3 separate regions of the Mus musculus genome follow, and regions 2 and 3 are each linked to region 1. The links are chromatin contacts, found by POLR2A ChIA-PET in ENCODE. All regions are on one chromosome and are shown on one strand. The core of a region is the stretch at or near the end of the contact, and the rest is flanking DNA. Distances in the headings are between cores, read along the strand shown. Region 1 holds the start of Islr2 (immunoglobulin superfamily containing leucine-rich repeat 2). Region 2 holds the start of Stra6 (stimulated by retinoic acid gene 6). Region 3 has its middle 23 kb from the start of Stoml1.

Evidence for each region. ChIA-PET counts read pairs that join two places held with the same protein, here RNA polymerase II (POLR2A).
Region 2: POLR2A ChIA-PET joins it to region 1 with 26 read pairs in Patski. The contact joins the promoter of Stra6 here to the promoter of Islr2 in region 1. POLR2A ChIA-PET finds 5 or more read pairs at or near these places in 2 of 5 experiments (Patski and embryonic stem cell).
Region 3: POLR2A ChIA-PET joins it to region 1 with 15 read pairs in embryonic stem cell. The contact joins the enhancer-like site here to the promoter of Islr2 in region 1. POLR2A ChIA-PET finds 5 or more read pairs at or near these places in 4 of 5 experiments (Patski and embryonic stem cell).

The regions. Positions count from the first base shown.
Region 1 is chr9:58,200,674-58,203,995 of GRCm38, reverse strand. It overlaps Islr2 (immunoglobulin superfamily containing leucine-rich repeat 2), which reads left to right and starts at 1,711. Exons shown (of 3, transcript NM_177193.5): 1 at 1,711-2,044; 2 at 2,624-2,716. It also overlaps the pseudogene 1600029O15Rik.
Region 2 is chr9:58,132,763-58,135,809 of GRCm38, reverse strand. It overlaps Stra6 (stimulated by retinoic acid gene 6), which reads right to left and starts at 1,735. Exons shown (of 19, transcript NM_001162476.1): 1 at 1,362-1,735; 2 at 608-736. The coding sequence starts at 720.
Region 3 is chr9:58,274,008-58,277,386 of GRCm38, reverse strand. No RefSeq gene overlaps it. Among named protein-coding and RNA genes, the nearest start is that of Stoml1, 23 kb to the right of the region's middle. Within about 2 kb of position 1,771, at least 1 of the 3 ENCODE cell types and tissues checked has a DNase peak (open chromatin) inside an H3K27ac peak, as active enhancers do.

The sequences.
Region 1 (3,322 bases), core at 462-2,961:
CCTGCACGTCCGTGCGATCGAGAGAGCTCATGAGCCCATTCTTCCTTCCAGCCCTCGGCCCTTCGCTCCTCCTAAGTTATCCCTCTGCAGGCTTGCGTCCCTCCAAACTCAAAAAAAGAGAGCTGACTAGAAGTAAAAATCGGATGAGTGGATGTTCACTGGCGGAGGAACGCCCACGCCTTGCGTCTTTCTCTCCCCCACCAGGAAAGTCCTCAGGATTCTCCATCCCAGAACACTAAGAACAGCAGAACGTCCCTCTGCTGCCACACCCTCTTCTGGTGCGAGGCACCCCCCACCCCCTCAAGGTTGCTAGAACATGAACAATACGACAGACATTCCTCTTACTTTGCAGACAAAGAAGTCGGTATCGGGCGGCTATTCCAAATCTCTGAGGCCTTGTCCCAGGTTAGAGCCTTGTGCTGGACGGCCTCAGACGTACAGGATTCCAGGCAGGGAGGAGTCAGAGTTCTCATCTCCTCTCCCTTCTCAAAGACATCTTCCCTGGATCGCTCAAGCACCCTCTCCTGGTTCGGTCTGTGGGGTTTCCAGGCCCGAGCAGGTGTGAAGTTCTAGATTCCGAACTTGGCTGAGTTTGTGGGGGTCCCATCAGCCCGTAGCCAGGAGTAGGAAAGAGGGAGGGACCAAAGTGAGCACACACCAGTGTGTTCATATTTAATTTACAAAGGAGCCTCAGAAACCCTGCCGGGTGGTCCCTTTAGATGCAGCGTTCTTCCTGCATCTCTCTGCGCCCCCCTCCCTAGCTCATTAAAATGCTTAACACTCAAATCGGGGTATTGATCTCTGCAGAGGCCCCAAACACACTGCCATCCAACCAAGACAGAAGACTGACTCTGATGAGGGCTGGGAGACCCCAGCACCCCAGTATTACAGTGTATATGAAAGAGAAGGAGGGGACTCTCTACACATCTCTCAAAATCTATGCCCCCTTACCAGTTCTGGCTAGCAGCTCTGTCTCCTGGGATGCCATAGGCGGGGGAGTGAGATGATGCATTTTAGTCAAATCCCTAGACATCCCTTGAAATTCTCCTGCTCATCGCTAAAAGAAATGTCCAGGGTTTGCCAAAGAGAACAGCGAGTCCCGAGTCTGCTGAGGCCAGCTGTTACATGAGGGTGTGAGATGGCAGGGCGGTGGCTGCTGCCTAGGCTTTCACAGTGTGTGTGTGTGTGGGGGGGGTGCGAGCATGCAGGGGTTGATGGCCAGCTTGCTAGAGATGCTGAGAGGATACTGAGGAGCGGGGTGGTGGTGCAGGAAATGCTCAGGGGTTGTAAGTCCCTAGTCCACAGCACTCAAGAGGAGCAAACGGTTTTTGTAACTATCCTGGTCCCTGTAGCCACTATTAGTGGGCAACCTTGGTGTCCTGTTAGCCCGCAGCAAGCAAGGGCAGAGTGAGACACTTGGGTGAGTTCAACCTAATGTTTTAGGAGCTCAGAAGACACCCACTCCACTGTGAGCACTAGGTAGCCCACGGGCAGTGGAGTGCACGCGCTGGTTTTGCCACAAAAGACCTGAGCGTGGAGTTCAGGCTCAAGAGGCTGAGCAGGGTCTGCGATGGGCTGGGGAGGTGGGCGTCTCCTCTCCGCGCACCCTGCAGGGCTGCGCCTACTAATCTGGCGAATTAGTCTGGCGGTGATTGGGGGTGGAGGGGAACCAGGATTTGTATCTGCCCAGATCCAGGCAAAATATGACAGAGAGGGTGAGGCGTTCTGCTAACACTATCAATTATGCATCGTGTTGAACGAAGCTTCGGGGAGGGGGAGGCTAGCAGGCGGCAGGAGGAAAAGGGTCCGGGAGAGCCAGGCAGCGCAGTTCAGCAGGTCCCACTGGAGGTCTTTCTGCGCCACTGCTTGCTTTGGAGAGGGGGGAAAAAAGTGTTTAAAGGCAAAGACACGCCCCTCCAGTCCTATGCTTTTCTTTCTCCCAAATTCCTCAAAGATGGTTTGTCTCACGTGTTGCGGGGCGTAGAACGGCTCGCATTCAATTAGAAGCGAAGCTCGCGGGCGCTGGCGGGACGGGCGCGTGAGGGTGAGTGAGCGTGGATATTTGTGTGCGCGCAAAAGAGAACGGTGAGTGTTTGAGTGAAGGTGTGCTTGTGAAAATGTGTGTGAAAGTAGGGAGAACTTAGCGCGTTGACGCGATTATTACATGTTGACGAGTAGTTCTAACCTGTGAAAGTCATGTGAAGATGTGTGTGTGTGTGTGTGTGTGTGTGTGTGTGTGTTGGGGAGGGGTTTGGAGACATAAGGAGGAATAGTGACAATGTCATCGAATGTGTAAATGTGGGGAGAAGTAGAAAATGGGTGCTAGGGGTACGGTGGGCTGGAAAGGGCGGAGCCTTGGGCTATGGGCGTATGGAGCCCCTTGAGACCGACAGGTCTCAGCCTGAGGTGAGTAGAGGATCTCTATGGCTTTAACAAATGTAAACGCAGCACGAGGTGGGAGACTGTGCGCGTTCCCGCCGAGCACGGGGGCGCGCGACCGCTCTCAAACCTGCAATCCTGGAGAAGTAGGGCGAACAGATAAGGAAAGAAAAAAATTGAAGTAGGACTTTGGGGCCAAGGGGAGTTCTTTCAATGCACTCCCCCTTTCTCCCCACCGCCACAGCAACAGATGCCAGAAGCTCCCTTAGACTGTCACCTGAGTCTGGAGACCGGCTCGCAGCCCCACAGCATCACACTGCAAGTCAGAGAGCAGCAGGTAAGCAGTGGAAGGGCCCCACAACCTCAGTCCACAGGGTCGATCCAGCCTAGTCAGGGTTGGGTGGCTGTCTGGGAGGAACAGGGAAGGGAGGTGCCTCCTTTAGGAGCAAAAGCAAGAAGGGACCCGCTAATCTCAGAGACAGGGTGTAGGAGAGGGTCTTCCAAGACTGACAGGACCCTCAAGTTGGGGCAGGGAGTCTGTGTTAATATATTTGTATGTCTAGAGACAGGGGATGCACTCAGGCGTCTTAAGGCTCTAGAGGGAAGTATAGAACCTTGGACTGTCTCCAGGCTTATTAGCTAGAGACTGTTCCCTAAAAACCTGTGGGCAGAGGGATTCGCCTGGGCTCTGTGAATCCAAAGAGGAAGCTTTATTGACTGTTTCCACAACATGCCTGCTCTAGTCAGGGGGTAGGATTTTCTTCTCAGAGGAAAGCATGGTTGAGCAGTTGTGACTTCCTGAGGGGAGCTGCAGCCCAGGGCAGGGAGGTGAGAAGGCAAAGTGGGTGGAGGCTGCCTAGATCCCCCACACCACACCTCACAAGTTCTCCATGTTGCATCGGCTAGGGGTTCGGTCTCAGAGTAGGGCAGTGTGGCACCTATG
Region 2 (3,047 bases), core at 486-2,985, 68 kb after region 1:
CATAGAAAACCCCAACTCCTCTGCAAGGTACCCAGACTAAACATAGATAGGAAGGGTCTAGGCCAGGAATTCTTGGGACAGCCATGGGGTGAGGGTAAACTGACCTACCTGCACACCCTCCTTGGACTAGCCTATACACTTGCTTCAAGAACAAGGTCTCCTCTCCCTCCATACCTCCTAAAACTCCCTCCACTCAGAGTGGTCCAGAGATAATGGTGCGCCAACGCTTTCCTCGGCAGCTCCACAGGGTTTTCTCCTACAGTTCCTGACTCTCCCATGCCTGTAAAGCCCCAGGGACAAACCCTACACCGAGCACCACAGAGGTCTGTGACACCCCCCTCCCCCCACACACACAGTGCTCCCCATCCTGGCTGGCTATGGACCACATGGCCTCAAGCCCTTCTTAATAATAGTTCAAGAACTGTTGTCCCCAGGTTTTATAGAAAGTCTGAGGCCCAGAGAGGCTGTGAGTCGCTGAGAGGTCACACAGCAGATAAATGGCAAAGCCAATCTTAGACACTCGCCCAGGGTCTCGCTGCCTCCATCTTGGCAACCTCTCTACCATAAACCGGCTCTGACGGCTGCCTGAGCCAATTGCCACACTTACCCCTCTGGCTGCACCTCCTCAGCTCCTAGAGGTTCCTCGATGTACCAGCTGCTGTAGTCATCTGTCACCCCGGAGGAGGTCTGGCTTCCATTCTCAGATGCCTGGGACTCCATGCTCCAGCTCTTCTTCCTTGACCCCAGACAAGAGGGGGGAGGGGCATACAAATGTGAAAAGAGGCTTAAAAGGAAAAAAAAAAAAAAGAAGAAGAAGAAACAAAGGAACATTTCTTGTTAATCCTAAAGGTTACTTTCTTGCTTTTAGCTCTCTGGGAAAAGTCGTCTGGGACTGCAGGTCAGGAGAGAGCTGGAGGAGGGATTGGGGGGGGGGATTGCGTGGGGGCAGACAGGAGTCTTCTCTTGAACTTCCCTACCCAATCGTGTGGTCTGACAGAGTGTTCTGCACCCCTGGGGGTTCAGGCTCTTGCTGGGAGCGCCTAGTGGACCAAATGACCTGTTACCAGCTGGTCCACTTTCAAAGATCTCTCTTGTGCAAACTGCCCGCAGAGACCCCTTCCTTCCCCGCCCCAAGCCCACCCAGATGGACCCACAGACAGAGTAGAAAGGGGGACCAAGGAGGAAGGAGCCGCAGAGATGAAAGGGTGGGCGGGCGGGCTGTGGCTGGCTCCACTTGGTCTGTCCTGCAGCTGGTCTCTCCACCCCTCCTGCTCTGGGGTCCAGCCCAAGCCCTCCCCTCTTCACCAAGGCTCCCTTGAGACCATCCCCCAGTCTCATTTGCCTTTAGTCAGCCCCTTTACCTCTTCAGCCTCACTGCTGGGAACACACCATAATTCTTGATGAGACCCCGAAGATGGATGGCTGCTGACCGTGCACATGCCTACCTCCTAGCACCTGCCCCAAGCTCTCCTGCCTAAGCATAGCCCCTCTTCAGAACCCAGCATCGTGGCATCTTAGGGCAACACCCTACTGGGGCTGGCTACAGAGACAGGGAGGGAACCTATCCACATGGTCTCCTGAGTATATATGAGGGAGAGCACACGTGTTACACTAGTAAAACCTTTTTGTTCTTACGACTTGATTTCACAAGAAGATAACTCACCCCCACAGGCGGAAATGAGTCCTTCAAACTCAAACCAGACCTGGGAGAAGATGAACTTCGCCTGCCTGCCGCTGTTCTTGTTCCAGCCCCGGTGAAGGGGTGAGGGTTTTCCTATCCTCCCAGAGGAGCTGGACCCCTGGCTGCCCCCTCCCTTCCCTGGCCCAGCCTGTGGGGAGGAGCAAGAGGCAGACAAAGCAGAGAGCTGTTCTCAGCTCAGACCTGACATTCTGAGGCTCTCAATCCTTCAGTACTCCGCAGGGGATTTGGGCCACGGTCTTGTACAGATAAGCTTTAAAAGCATTTTTATTGCATTTATTTATTTTGTGGGTGGGTAGTTGGGGAGGGGGGATCAACACATGCCATGGCAGAAGACAGCTTATAGCAATTGACCCCCTCTCTCCATCATGTGGGTTCTGGGGAGGACAGAATACTGGTCACTGGTCCCCGGTGGCAAACACCTTTACCCACAGAGCCATCTGACAGCCCCCTCTTCCTTATAAAAACACACTCATTCATTTATTCTTTCAACAGAAGCTTACTGACCACCTACTATGTTCTAGGACTGCTCTGGATGCTGAGACTAGAGAAAGCACAGTTCAGAGGTCTAGCCTACCAACATATATAGCCTCCAGAGCCTGGGATTTGCAGGGGGAAGATTGTCCTGACCAGTCCCATTGGGAACTGTGTTTGCAAAAGAGCAGTGGGAGGAAGGAGAATTCCTGAGGAAAGTCACCTTTGGGTGGAGCTCCAAAGGACACCAGCTGGTCCCCAGGCCCAGATAGCAGAGAGGAGCTTGCTTGTTCACTGTAGAAGGAAGCTCCGGGGTGAACGTTCAGAGTGGACAGAACCTCAGTCTCACAGGCCCCTGCAGCTGGCAGCCAGGCCCATGAGGCCAGGTGGGGCCTGAGTCCTGTGAACCCTTGCTGCCTCCTTCCCAAACATCCTATCTTCCAGGAAGAAGGCTCTGCCTTTCTCCCCATCCCACAGAGGAATTGTGAAGATGGAGCTTTCTCGGATACAACTCAGAAACCTACGCTGAACTGTCTGATATCAGGGGTCAGGCAAATCCTGCCCCTCAGGCTCTCTGGGGACAGGGATCTACCTTCCCTGCTCTCTTTCTTTCCCTTAGGACAGTGCCTGGCTCCGAGATCACAGAGATTTTAGATCCAGTCTGGCAAAACCACTTCTTGTTTTAGTGCTTCTTCTTCACTCATGGTCCTATGTCATAAGGCTGCTACGTGCCAGGCTTGCTGGAGCTCTCTGCTCCAATGCCAGAGCCTAGCATACCCTTCACCTCTCAAGGGTCACAGACACTCAGCATAGAGAGCAATCAATCCATATCTCAGCCCTGCCTCTCATGATACTGTTAACAAAGAGCTCAGTC
Region 3 (3,379 bases), core at 522-3,021, 73 kb before region 1:
CCAGAAGAGCAGTCAGTGCTCTTAACCACTGAGCCATCTTTCCAGCCCCTGACTATAATTCTTAAAGAGCAATGGTTTTAATTTTAGTGAGAAGCATTGTATCAGATTATTTTTTTCTGCTATATACTGTGGGATTTTGTTTTTGTGTTGTCCTATCAAAGAAATACTTATTTAAACAAAATCACAGATATTTCCTTTTCTTTATATATTTAAGTGTATGGATTTCTTGCCTGAATGTAATGTCTATGCACTGTGTGTGTGCAGTGCCAGAGAAGGCTGGAAGAGGGTATCAGATTCTCTAGAACTATAATCAAAGATGGTTGGGAGCTGCCATGTGGATGCTGAGAACCACACCAAGGTCATCTCTCCAGCATCCCATGTTCTCTATTTTGAAAATATTTTTCTTAAACATGGCTTTAAATTGTGCTCTGCACATTTTGACAAATTGTATTATTATTCTCACTTAATTAAAATATTTCTAATATTCTCTCCTAATTTCTTCTTAGAACCATAAGTTATTTTAGAGGCCTGTTGTTTGATTTCCAAATCCTTGGGAGCTTCCCAGATATTTTTCTGTGACTGATTTATAGCTTAGTTATCATGATAGAATATATTTCAAATGATTCCAATTATTTTTAATTCACCAAGGTTTGATTTATGGCTCAGAATGTGGTCTGAGTGAAGACTACAATTCACTTGGAAAGAATGTGGGTTTTGCTGTTGTTGGGTGGAAAGTCTCACGGATAAATTATCATCAGATTAAATTGGTTAGTGCTCTTCAAGTTACCCAATGACCCATAACCACTCCAATTTTGCGCACTTGCTTTTTACTGTGCGGAGAGGGGACTCTCCCTTCTGTCTCTCAGCTCCATGGTTTTAACTGTCTGTTTCCTGAGACACTGTTCTCCCGTGCACATACCTTGGGAACTGTTGTCTCCTTTGACGAGCTCACCCCTTGAACTTCTGCCCTCCAGGTCACTCCAAAGTCTACTTCTCACTGCCTTTGGACTGCTTTCCCTTTGGCTCTTGTTTATATAACTTTAGCTTTCTTTCTTCTTTTTGTTTTGTTTTGTTTTTGTTTTTGTTTTTTTGAGACAGGGTTTCTCTGTATAGTCCTGGCTGTCCTGGAATTCACTTTGTAGACCAGGCTGGCCTCGAACTCAGAAATCCGCCTGCCTCTGCCTCCCGAGTGCTGGGATTAAAGGCGTGTGCCACCACACCCGGCAACTTTATCTTTCAAAACAACCCAAACTGACTTCAAACTTCCAACCCTTCTGCCCCAAGTCTGAGGTTAATTTGTGCCACATTCTCCTCTTGCTCTCCCACTAGTGGTAAGTGTGGTTACAGTTACTCACTTGTGCAAGCCTTGTAGAAGCTGGGTGTGGATGTGGGTCACTGTGTTTGGAGCCAGTAGGGTGCTTCTGGGTGCTGCTGGCTTCTTCCGGCCCAGCTTCCTAAGAGCCTATGTTTTTGGTCTTAGAAGGTGGGATTCCCAACAGTGTTTCTGTGCCTGAGACAGAGTTCCTGTCTCACCTACAGGGCAAAGGTGTCAAAATTTTCTTCTTTGCCTGGAGAGCAGAGTCTTGGTTCCTGCCTCGTCTGCAGCAGCCCTGGGGCCAGGTAACACACAGTTTTGGCAGCTATTCTAGGGAACCAGTGTGCTTCCGATGCACAAGCAGGCAGGAGCTGCAGGGTATGTGTGCTCCTGCCAAGTGGTGCTCCCTGTCTCCCAGCCTTTCTCCTGCATAGCCAGGAAGGGCACAGTCTTGCTTCACCCCCACATTTTCTGCCCAGGAGAACAGCTGGTCTTGTCTTTCTCAGGAAGAGCTTGCCACTGGAATTCCGTTTCTAACTTGCCTCTGACCTCAACTCTGACCGCTTTAGTAAATCCTGCCTCTTCCTGCTACAAAGTAACCTTCCTGTTACGATGTAACTGACAGCTCTCCTGTGGCTCTCAACAGACTCAGAATGACTTTTCACATATGCAAATAATCAAAGGGTTTTCCACCCACACGCATGTCCTCTGCCTGACTCCTGATACCCTCTGAGGCAATGTCCCTAGCTAACAGTGTCTTGAGGATTTTTTTCACTTCTCAGCAGCTTGAGTCACACTTGCTTCCTCTGGAGTGGCTGGCTGCCACCACCCCCCCCATCCCCCCATGCACTGCACTGTTCCAGTGCGTGACAGTCCTTAGTCACGCCCCCTCTCCTCTTTCTAGTCATACTTCCATTTGACTCAAGTTTCAAAACAACCGGTTCTTTTTAAAACTAAAAACGGATTTACCAGAAGGCCCAGCAGTTCCAGTGTCTCACATTTATCCCAGAGAAAATGACATTTATTTCCCCAGTAGGACCTGGACACAATGTTCACAGCAGCTTTATTTGTAATAGCCCCCAATAAATAAAATACTTGGATATTTTCCCAAATGTAAGTAGGTAAGCACACTGGTTCGTTCACATCCAAGACTGCTTGCTACTCAACAATGAAGAATGAACTCAGCTTTGGTGGGTGGGCCTCCTGAGAAAATGCTGAGTGAAATTGTATCAAAGAACACTATGGACAGGAATCTATTTATATACCAGTGGGGTGAAAGAACTGATTCACTGACGAGGGTGAGTTGTTCTCAGGGACTAGGAGTAGGAGAGAGACTGTGGTCACCTTAAAGGGGCAGCCTGAGGGAGCTGTGAAGGTGTCTTTGCAGCTCCGGGCTAGGCATTAGAAATGACTGCACAGGCCAAATGAACACTCTCACTTCCAACAAGCGATCTTCTGATTCTTGGACAGCTCACCCTGAAGCTCAGTTCCATTCTAATGATAACTACCTGGAGAAGGCTTTCAGCTTCAAGGCCTTTTGTTTTGTTTTTGTTTTTTGAGACAAGATTTCTCTGTGTAGCCCTGGCTGTCCGGGAACTCCCTCTGTAGACCAGGCTGGCCTCGAACTCAGAAATCACCTGTCTCTGCCTCCCAAGTGCTGGGATTAAAGGCGTGCGCCACCACCACCCGGCTCAGCTTCAAGGTCTTAAGGGCTTGGCCCCACCAACCAGGGTCAAATATCAGTTCCGGCATTTCTCCTTAACCTAAGACAATCCGGCTTCTCAGACTTGATGATTTGCTAGTTCACAGAAAACAAAACATGTTCTTTACAGCTTACTGGTTTGTGTAAAAGATGTGACTTTGAACAGCCAAATGGGAGGCACACACAGAGGGAGGGCTTCCTTGCCTCCTCCCTCAATTGTCCTGGGGGTTTGTTTCTATGGCTGTGATAATCATCTTGACCAAAAGCAGCATGGGAAGGAAAGGGTTTACTCTGCTTACTCTTACACTTCCACATCCACATCACTGTTTGTTACTGAAAAAGGCGAGGGCAGGAACTCTAGC